Linked DNA regions of Homo sapiens: region 2 is linked to region 1. Evidence: read pairs that join two places in POLR2A ChIA-PET (ENCODE). Cell type or tissue: PC-3. All regions are shown on one strand. Links, peaks and the distances in the headings refer to the core of each region. The heading gives the core; the rest is flanking DNA. Region 1 overlaps PRKG1 (protein kinase cGMP-dependent 1). Region 2 overlaps PRKG1 (protein kinase cGMP-dependent 1).

What was found. Peaks named below come from ENCODE experiments on the same cell type or tissue, not always from the same donor. Only the 100,000 strongest peaks of a DNase experiment are listed, where the experiment ranks them.
Region 2: POLR2A ChIA-PET joins it to region 1 with 5 read pairs; 3 of 35 experiments call an interaction of 5 or more read pairs at or near these places.

Annotation. Positions count from the first base shown.
Region 1 is chr10:52,227,324-52,232,713 of GRCh38, forward strand. All of the region lies in intron 9 of PRKG1 (protein kinase cGMP-dependent 1), which reads left to right. All of the region lies in intron 1 of LOC124902425 (a long non-coding RNA gene), which reads right to left. Among named protein-coding and RNA genes, the nearest start is that of PRKG1-AS1, 84 kb to the right of the region's middle. In PC-3, for the core only: no CTCF peak of the experiment used is centred there; a DNase peak (open chromatin) is centred at 2,128; H3K27ac peaks cover 600 bases.
Region 2 is chr10:51,681,448-51,686,837 of GRCh38, forward strand. The region is part of intron 3 of PRKG1 (protein kinase cGMP-dependent 1); the gene reads left to right. Among named protein-coding and RNA genes, the nearest start is that of CSTF2T, 15 kb to the right of the region's middle. In PC-3, for the core only: no CTCF peak of the experiment used is centred there; DNase peaks (open chromatin) are centred at 1,324, 1,444, 2,174 and 4,534; H3K27ac peaks cover 1,430 bases.

The DNA of each region.
Region 1 (5,390 bases), core at 107-5,106:
CCCTGTATCCTTGGGTTCCACATCATTGGATTCAACCAACCACAAATAAAAAATATTAGAAAAAGTTGCATTTGTGCTGAACATGTACATACTTTTCTTTCTATTATTCCCTAAACAACGCAATGTAACAACTATTTACGTTGTAAATAAAGCATTTACATTGTATCTGTTATTATAAGTAATCTAGAGATAATTTAAAGTGTATGGGAGGATGTGCTCAGGCTATATGCAAATACTACACCATTTTATATCAGGGACTTGAGGATCTGTGGATTTTGGTATCCACAGGAGATCCTGGAACTAGTCCCCCATGATTACCAAGGGATGACTGTATGTTCTATTCAGAAATGAGAACCCACTGCATTTAGTAAAATATAAAGACATGAATAATAGAAACATCTTCTATAAGCAGCACAAAAACCATAGCATAGCATTGCAATGATAGATTAACAACAAAACATAGAACTTTACATTTTCTACTTCTGGGTGAAGTTGCACTGCACATGTGCCCAGTTATATTATTATTGTCGTTCTCTGGGTAATGCGTGAGAAATCATTTTGTAAGCAATGAAAACGTGGTAATTTCCTTGTTACTTCTTAATTTGTGTTTCTAATTTCAGATCTCTTTCCCTTTCCAGAGGAAGTTAGCGATGCCATAGCTTTAATGTCTGTTTTAGCTGTAAAACTCTAATGTTCACTTTCTCTTAGAAAATCTAAAGCAGGTGATACATAATTTCTCACGATTTGGAATTTTTAAAAGGCAAGTAAATTTGAAGGTCGAGTGTGGGTAGGTTAAGGGGAAGTCAGAACACTGGTGATGTTTTCTTGAATAAAAAGAAAACCTTTCATCGTAATGCAATTGTCAACTGCATCACCACCATAATCATTATAGTCTCACTTTCATTCACTTTGTTTAAAATCCAAAAATATTCTGATTTGGATTTTCAACAGGAAGTAAAAAGAAAAAAAAAAAAAGAAATGAAGAGGTCGCAGCTAATCCAGGGATTTAAGCCACTGCGTTGCTGGTCTCAGAAGGAATCTGGTCTGGAAGGAGGAGACCTGAACTAAAGGAGAGGGGGTTCTTGCTCTTAAACTCTTAGAGAAAATCTTTTCACTTGGAAACCTACTTTTTTCCATTCATCCCCACTGGGTAAACTGATGAAATTTAGCCTGGGAATGAGAGGCCTATATTACAAGTTTTTCGCAGTGGTTCTTAATGCTCTTCTATGCGTTTCCTGTTTCATTTTACCTGAGCAAACATCTGCTCCCCTTTACCAAATGAAATTATATGAAAGGATATGGCACAGTGCCAGGCACGTAAGTAGCTGCTCAGTTTTAGTGGAGCACATGGACCTGTAATAATAATAACAATAGTATCATACACACAGTGCAAAGCTTTTTCTGACAAGTCTTAGCTTGCTCTTGTGTGCCCATATCTAGAGTACTGAAGACACAAGTCAGAATCTGTGCAAAACAGACCAGGATCCTCAGGTCTGCATCACTGGGCAGAAGTGGGTGGTTGATAATATTTGCTGGAATAAATAGCAATGAAACACCTGCACTAAGTGAATTCCAATGGCTTATCATGTCAGTTCGTCTCAGAAACATTAGCCTTTTTATGAGTTTTTATTCCACTGACATAGCATATCCTCAAGTTATATTAATTGCATATTAACAGCATAGCTAATAAACTCACATGACATGATGAAATGTTGCAAATATGCTTTGATGGAGCCTAAAGATTAGATCTTTTATGTACTATTTTTTTTTCTGTTGTCATTTGTCAGTAAAAGTGATAAAGAAGGGATTTACTCTCTTTTCTATTTATTTTATTTTCAAAATTTACCTCTGAGAATGTCCCCCCAATAAACATTACTCAAAGGGGTAAAGACATTATAAAAGACCTTTTTATCAAAAGAGTATTCAAAATGATTTGCCAAAGGCAAGAAAGTAGAAAATCTGAGATTTAGCTTTCCCCTTCTGAAAGGTACACTTACAAATTTCTGGTCAGCATGAGATACCCATAGCTTTCACCTGCATATTACTGAAGAAACCAATGATATCCTCTGTACCTCTGGAACATGGCCAGGTCTTTTCCCATTTCCCAATGAACCACCCTCATGATGGCTTTGAGGAGGTGAGTCATACTGAGTAAGCCCCAGGAAAATGGAAGAGGGGTCTATCTACAGGATGGAGTCCCTGAGTGGCTTCTTGGCAACTCTGATTTTGGCAACAGTTGGTCCTCAGAGAGGACATCTCAGACTTTGTGAATGCCTCTCAGGAATCATTTTCAGCCATTTCCAGCCTTTGGATTATGATGCCTGTTGCCTGATTCTGTATCTATTGCCTGACTGTGGCTTAGAGCATATTGATGTATCATCTGTCTCCTACAAGCTCAGGGAATAGTTGAAGGTAAGCGTCTTGTGCTGAAGCAGCATGAGGACTTTATGCTTTACTTTAGTCTATGTGATGACTCGTAAATTCCATATTTACTGAGAGGACAGTAGAATTGTGAAAAGTATATTAAATTTAAATTTCAAAAAGGGAGCCTTCACCTACCCTTCTTTTAATAAAGAGTCTAGAATAGATTGTAGAAATCCCATGCTTCCTTCATTATATATTCCATCATTTTTAGTTTGGTCCTTTTATTCGCTGGTACCTGATTGTATACAATATGGTTCAGAAATTAAACCGTGAAAAAAAGCATAAATTGCAATATACAGCAAAGTACAAAGAGTTAACAAAGTTTACCAGGACCAACATAAAAACACCAATTAGAACATTTCAAATGAAGAAACTGAGTATTAGGGAAAGGGTCAAACCCCAACATTATGGCATGTTTGGATATTCATATGTGCCTACATTAACTTTATATAGTAACACCTTACTTATCTCTAGTTTGCTTGCCAAGCAACTCTCATACCTAGATCCCAGCCAAGGGGTGAGGGAAGTGGAAACTTAGATCAGCCAAAAATTCATGGACAGAAAATCAGGCAATTAGTATTAACAAAACAGTACATGGCACTAGCAAAAACTCCATGAAAAATAATGATCATCTTTTATTATTATTACTAATGATTGCTTATAGCTTTGTTTCACATGCATTCTCTCATTTATTAATATTTATGATAACCCACTGAAGTTGGTTTGTTGATCATACCCATTAAACAGTTGAAGAAAACTGAGGCAGATGAATTAAGTAGCTTGTTTAGGTGGCCAGTGAGTAATGGAATTGGGATTTGTCTGAAGAAGACTGGCTCCAGAGGTTATGCTTCAGTTGTTGTATATTACTGCCTCCTTTATGCATCTTCATGCCAGGCACTCATCGCTCACATGGATATAGTATAGGGACAATTCTCATAAAATTGGCTATCTGGCTTTATAGCTTATAGAAAACAAGTATATTTTGGTCAGAGATGGGGAGTTAAGACAGGTTCCTTGACCCTATCAAAAGATAATGCTTAAAGTCTGATCAACTAATAATGCAAACCATAGAAGTTTTATTGGAGTCATCTTAAATAGAGGTAACATCACAGTGATTGTTTATTCAAATGTTGACCAGGCATCATCCTCTGAATGTTCTGCTACATAGATTATGCCTTAATTGGTTGGAAGAAAACAACTATCCTAGAAATACTGATTATCTAATTTTTTAATGGGGCAAGAGAAATCTATGTGGTCATTAGAAGGGATAAACTTCAATAATTTGAATTATGTGCTTCTTCATGGAGCACCCCATTTTTGATGGTGTTAGGTAATTAGGTGTTACTATTAAAGGCGTATTTATATTTTGGCTGGGTGTGGTGGCTCACACTTGTAATCTCAGCACTTTGAGAGGCTGAGGCAGGAAGATCACTTGAGCCCAGGAATTTGAAATCAGCCTGGGCAACATGGTGAAACCTGGTCTCTACAAAAAATTCAAAAAATTTTGGCCAGACATGGTGGAGGGTGCCTGTGGTCCCAGCTACTCAGGAGGCTGAGGCAGGAGAACTGCTTGAGCCCAGGAGATCAAGGCTGCAGTGAATCATTATCTCACCACTGCACTCCAGCTTGGGCAATAGAGCTGGATCTTGTCTAGGAAGAAAGAAAGAGAGAAAGAGAGAGAGAGAGAGAGAAAGAGAGAGAGAGAATATTTATCAATATGTTTAAAAGATTCCAGATCTAGAAAGTATCCCATTCAGCTTACTTTCCGTAATACTTAGGGCTTAGATTAATGACTGAAGAGTCTTTTGCTTATTAAGCAAACTTTTGATTCACCATTACGCTAGGTAACAAATTTCATTCCTTATATTACCTAAGAAAGGTCTTATCTCTGAACAAATACTCTAGACTGTTGGATTTAAGAATAGATAGATAGTAATAGAACTCCACTTCCTGTATACAAATGTATTTCCTAAACGCACATGAGAATATATGTTAGCAGCCTGAAACCTAAGATTGCAGTGATTCTTATTGCTGCTCATTTCTGTTTAAATCTTTGTTTCCTAATCAGCAAGTAACACTCTAGAAATTAACAATAACATTTATGAAACTATTTCAAGTCCTTTCTCTTATTGGAAACAGATTTGAACCTTTTCTAGCTTCATGCATAGGATGGAACAAAATTTAGGGGGAAAAAAGTTAACAGTGCAAGCCAAATAACTCAGTCATATCAGGGTCATTTTGTTTTCTTTGCTGGTGCTTTGATTCTTCAGACTTTAGCAAGAAAGACCTGTAAGAATGTTGTTTCTACACTTTGGGAGGCTGAGGCTGGCGGATCACCTGAGGTTGGGAGTTCGAGACCAGCCTGGCCAATATGGTGAAACCCCATCTCTACTAAAAATACAAAAATTATCCGGGCATGATGGTGGGCGCCTGTAGTCCCAGCTGCCAAGGAGGCTGAGCCAGGAGAATTGCTCGAACCCGGGAGGTGGAGGATGCAGTGAGCCGAGATCACGCCATTACACTCCAGCCTGGGCGACAGAGCTAGACTCCATCTCACAGAAAACAAACAAAAAAACAAAAAACAAAAAAAAAAGAATGTTGTTTCTAAAACAATTCTCAATATAGCAGTGGAATTTTTGGCTCCAGAACATCAATGTATCTTTTTTATATAAAACAAAACTCCACTGATAATTATCTATTTTGTATTATGTATCTTAAGTGGTATCTTTGTGCAAATAGTATATGCTATTGAATAATTTCTTTACTACCAGAATATCCTTTATAGTTCAGTAAAAACAGAACAATTACTGCTAAAAATAGATTCTCTCAATTTGCAATTGTTTGCCCCATATTTCATATATTTACATTAAGGTTGGTTCATATTTTGTTTTTCTTGTGAGTGGCCAAATATCACAAGTACTACAGAAATGAAGATACCGTGTGACTACTTCTGCTTCTGTTCAGGA
Region 2 (5,390 bases), core at 202-5,201, 550 kb before region 1:
CATAAATCTACTTATAGAACCCAAAAAGTATTTGCTAAATTAACCAAGTGAATGTTAAAGAATATACTCATTAGATGCTCCTTAAAAAAACCCCTCAGATTTCTCTCTTATATCTCTAACATTGGATTTTGATGTAACTCAGAATGTGGTAGTTCCCAAGTAATGGTAAAATATGCATAATTATAGGATTTATGTCATTTTAATACACTTCACTTGAGCTGGTAGTTTTTCATAAAATCTTTTTTTAATACATATAATTTTGTAGGACTATTTTCTTTAAGTAAGGCTCAGAAATACTATTTATAGGTAAAACACAAAGATAGTAGATGAGGATTAATTAAATCATAACATTTTGATGCATTTATTCTGAAATGTTTAATTGATATTATAACATGTTGTGTACCACCTTTGAAACCAGGAAGAAAGAGCTTTCAAAAGTCCTTTCACTTCATTCATAAAACAAACATTGAAGATATATGTGCGCTATATATATAACATTTTAACAAATAGTGCAAATAGTTCCTCAAACTTTTCTATTGGGTTATTAAAGTTTGTCTTAGATAAAGAAAGCACATTTTTTGGATAATCTGTCCTCTATTGTACTGGATAAATCTATAGGAAATAGAAATATACAAGCCATAAAAGCTCAAACCAGATAAAATCCTGATACCATTTCTATTGGTTTTTCTAAAACAGGATTTCAGGAGCTTGAAACTTCTTGGGTCAAACAGAGTCAGCTGTTAGAGGGTTTTTCCACATAAGATTGCCTTCACCATTGTCAACTTTGTATTAGATTTCTTCTCGTACAAAATATAGCTTTGCTAAATAAAGAAATACGAGGAAAGTGGTACAGGAAAAAAGTGGCATTTTTCTTCCTCTGCCCAGATCTTACAGTCGGCTCCAAAACACAGCCCAGACCTCTCTAATTTAAAATGCCTCCTTCTCTGGTAACAAATCTTCCTTGGAGTGTCTCTTTCCTCTTCTGAAGTAGAAGTCCTCATAGCTGATCTCGTTTCCTCCATCTTCTAACCCTCTCTTTCTCAATGCCTGGAGAAGCAACCAGTGCTAGCTCATGTTTCATGTGGCTCCTAGAGTTTCCATGCCCATGGGTTTTTTTGTTTGTTTGGTTGGTTGGTTGTTTTTTAAGGAATAATAATAACTGGCACATATCACATATCAAGAACTTATTATATGTAAGCATGGTACAAGTGCTTTATCAAACAGTCCTCCTAACTACCCTTGGAGGTAGTTTGTCCAGTGTACAGATTTGAAAGTGAGGTGTAGAAATGAGTCACATGGTTAGTATGTGCTAGAGCCAGAATTTGAACACAGGCAGAGATTGAGCTCTTTACTATAACAGTGCCATCTTTGGAAAAGCACTCTCAATTCCCTTCAGATTCAACCAATGTCTTCAGAGCTGTAAACCATGAAAATGATTACCTACCTGTTCCAAAAGGGTTAAAGAATATCATTGAAAACTCTCTCTTCTACCTCTGCAACTTGACTCCTCCAATTTCTGTCCAGTTATTAAGTCATAAAATAAATAATTCCTTTCATATTTTAGGGACACTGTTATCTGATTATCCATTTACTTACCAGAGAAATGGTGAAATCATGAAACATGTTATTTTATTTATAGTAAATAGATCACAGGGAACAGACATTTCTCTGCATAAGCTAAACAAATAGCCAGTAAGCACATGAAAATGCTGAAAATAGTTAGCCATCAAGAAAATGCACATCAAAACCACAATGAGGCCAGGCACGGTGGCTCGTGCTAATCCCAGCACTTTGGGAGGCCAAGGCGGAGGTTGCAGTGAGCCAAGATTGTGCCACTACTCCAGCCTCTGCAAGGGAGTGAGGCTCTGTCTCAAAACAAAACAAAACAAAACAAAACAAAACACCACAATGAGATACAGCTTCATATCTGAATAGCTATAATTAAAAATAAAAAAACAAGTGATGACAGTGTTACTAAGCAATCAATGGGCTCATTGCCCAATGCACATAGAGGTCATAGTGCTGGCTTTTGAGAAAAGAAAAGCTTTATTGCAAATCCACTGGCAGGGAGATAGAAGGAAGCCCTCAAATCTGTCTTCCTGCCCTGGGGTTTGGGTAGGGTTTTATAAGCATAGGGTAATGAGATGTGATCTGATTGGATCTTGCAATGAGCTGATGTTGAGGGCATGATCTGACTGGATCCTACCATCATAGGGTGGTGCCACGGCTTGATCTGATTGGAACCTGGACCCTGCCATGCAGTGTTCACTTCTTAATTCAGTCCCCAACCCTCAGTCTGAAAACTTAGGTTCCCCCCACCACCCTCCAGCCTGTGGTTGCACACTTGCTTCATCTGGGCATGCTCAACCTGGGAGTCCATGGCAACTGAAAAACTCACAACTTTGTTACAAAAAAACAGAATCAGATTGGTCTATTGCAGTTACAAGAGGATGTAGAGAAACTGGAACCCTCATTTGTTTTTCGGGGGAATGTAAAATAGTTTGGTCGTTTTGGAAAACAGTCTAATGGTTCCTCTGAAGTTAACATAAAGTTCCTATATGATGTAGCAATTCTACTCCTAGGTATATACCCAAGAGAAATGAAAACATATGTGCACACAAATGTTCACACCGGCACTATTCATAATAGCCTGAATGAAAACAACACAAATATCCATCAACTGGTGAATGAATAAATAAAATGTGGTATATTCATACAAAAGAATACTAATTGACAATAATGCTACAACATGGATAAATTTTTTTTAAAAATTATGTTAAGTAAAAGAAGCTGAAGACCATACGTTGTATGATTCACTTTTTAGGAAATATCCAGAATATCTATAGTGAGGAAAAGTAGAACAGTGGTTGCCTAAGGCTGAGAGTAAAAGAGTAGGAAGTGGATCCAGTGTTTCTTTCTGGGGTGATGAATATGTTCTAAATGTAGGTGTGGTGGTGGCTGCACAACTCTATGACTATCGTAACAACCATTACATTGGATGCTTTAAATAGGTGGATCTTATGGTGTGTAATTTATATGTTGATAAAAATGTTAAAAAAAGACACCATGGGAAAAATAGGTCACAGGATTGTTTAAATTAGATATTGACTAGAATTACTTTATATATATATATAAAATTTGGCCAGGCGCAGTGGCTCAGTCCTGTAATCCCAGCACTTTGGGAGGCCGGGGCAACAGATAGTTTGAGCTAAGGAGTTCGAGACCACCCAGGTCATGGCAAAACCCTGTCTCCACCAAAAATACAAAAACTTAGCTGGGCATGGTGGTGCATGCCTGTGGCCCCAGCTACTCAAGAGACTGAGGTGGGAGGATCGCTTGAGCCTGGGAGGCTTAGGATGCAGTGAGCCAAGATCACGCCATTGCATTCCAGCCTGGGTGACAGAGAGAGATCTTGTCTCGATTAAAAAATATATATTTAGTTTTATGGATTTCTTATAAATTATTGTTATTCCATATAAGTATGTCTTCATTCTAAGTTTTGGTTTTCATTGCCTCTATAATCCTAAAACCCAAGTCTAGTACTTGGTTCTTGGGAGAAAAAACAACAAGAAAAAACATAAGGGCAAAAGATTGATTTCATAAATTTTTCACTGTTGCCCAAAAATCACATGTTCTAGACCTGTAATGACCTTCATCACTTAGTGAAAATGATGCCTAATATTTCTCCACATTCAGCCCTCAGTGTGGATACTGTTCGACCTTATTACTTGTCTCTTTCATAAAACTGAATGATATAATGGGGACAGTAAGGGCTTGGAAGTCAGACAAACTTGGATTCAATGGTGCTTCCACCTCTTATGAGCTGTTGTGACTTAGGGCAAATTAGTCAACTTCCTCCAATTTTAGTGAAGTTAAAGATGCTGCGTGTCAAATGCCTGGCATTTCGTAGGTTCTCAATACATGCTGTTTGTATGTTATTTATGACCCAACCTTCCAAAAGAGGACATAGAACTCATAAGTGGCATGTGTTGGTTCTGGAACACTTGCAAGAGCCTTGCTACTAACTCCCTCCCTCAAAAATAAATAACTCCACTCCCCCTAATCTTGTGGCTGATGTCTGAAATTGCACTATTATAGTCTCTTTCCATCAACTCAAAGTATTTGCTCACTGTGTAAATTAAAATGCCTATTGGAATTAAAAAACATTTTAAATAATTATATTTCATGTCTATATCAATATGTTATATTTCATTTTTTATTAAAATAAAAGACTAGACAAAAAAGCTTCCATAATGTGGTGGGGAAGACACAGAAGACTTTCTGAACAGCTGGAAATGAACTGGAGACAGCTCCTCCTGCTTGGGGTGACCAGCCATGATCATATATGTGGAGTAAGTCTGTGGTTTTGTGGGGAAAACAAAACAACAACAAAACAAAAAAAGTAACTATTCCTCCCTCATTCTTTCCTGCCTCCTCTCTTCTTTGAAGAGACCACTCTTCAGCCCTGGTCATTTGTGAGCCTTTGCCACAGTGCTGGCCCTGAAAGGAGATCAGTTTCACAATCCTGCTTGGCTGGCATGGGCTGAGTCACTGACCAGCCCATCAATCCCCTTCCTTCTATGTAATCCTGGGTAAATGAAAGAATGGGCAAGAGATGCAGATAAGCCTCTTTTTTCCTCTACCCGGAATAATCCAGCTTGAATTCCTCAGGACGAGTAGTTTTGGGCCATTTTATTTTACTTTATTCTTTAACTTTTAGGTTCAGGGGTCCATGTGTAGGTTTGTTATACAGGTAAACTGCGTGTCGCGGGGCTTTGGTGTACAATTAATTTTATCACCCAGGTAATAAGCATAGTACCCAAAAGGCATTTTTTTCTGATCCTCTCCCTCTTCACCCCCATCAAGTAGGCCCCAGTGCCTGTTGTTCCTCTCTTAGTATGCATGTGTTCTCGTTCGGCTCCCCCTTATAAGTGAGAACATGCAGGATATGGTTTTCTGTTCCTGTGTTAGATTGCATAGGATAATGGAGCTTTGGCCATTTTAAACCAAGGTTATCACTGGCCAAAGCTCAACTAGCTTGCTTGTGTCAGTACAGGCACTAACTAGGGGAAAAGTTTCTAAAAACATGTTTATCTGAAAATGATGACAATGAAATCCCCACCAATCAAAGATCCTATAAGCCATCTTCCTTCCAATTCACAAAACATTCTAGTTAAGCACATTTGTTTCCCCCATAGGCAAACAAAGCCCCAATTAGGACTGGAATGCAAGTAGTCTGAACACATGTGAAAAGGGAAGATTCTTAAGTTCCCAATTTTTCTTTACAACCTTTTTTGTTTGTTTGTTTGTTTGTTTTTTCTTTTTAGAGGAAGGCTAGAGTGCAGTGGTGCAATCTTGGCTCACTGCAACCTCTGTCTCCCTGGTTCAAG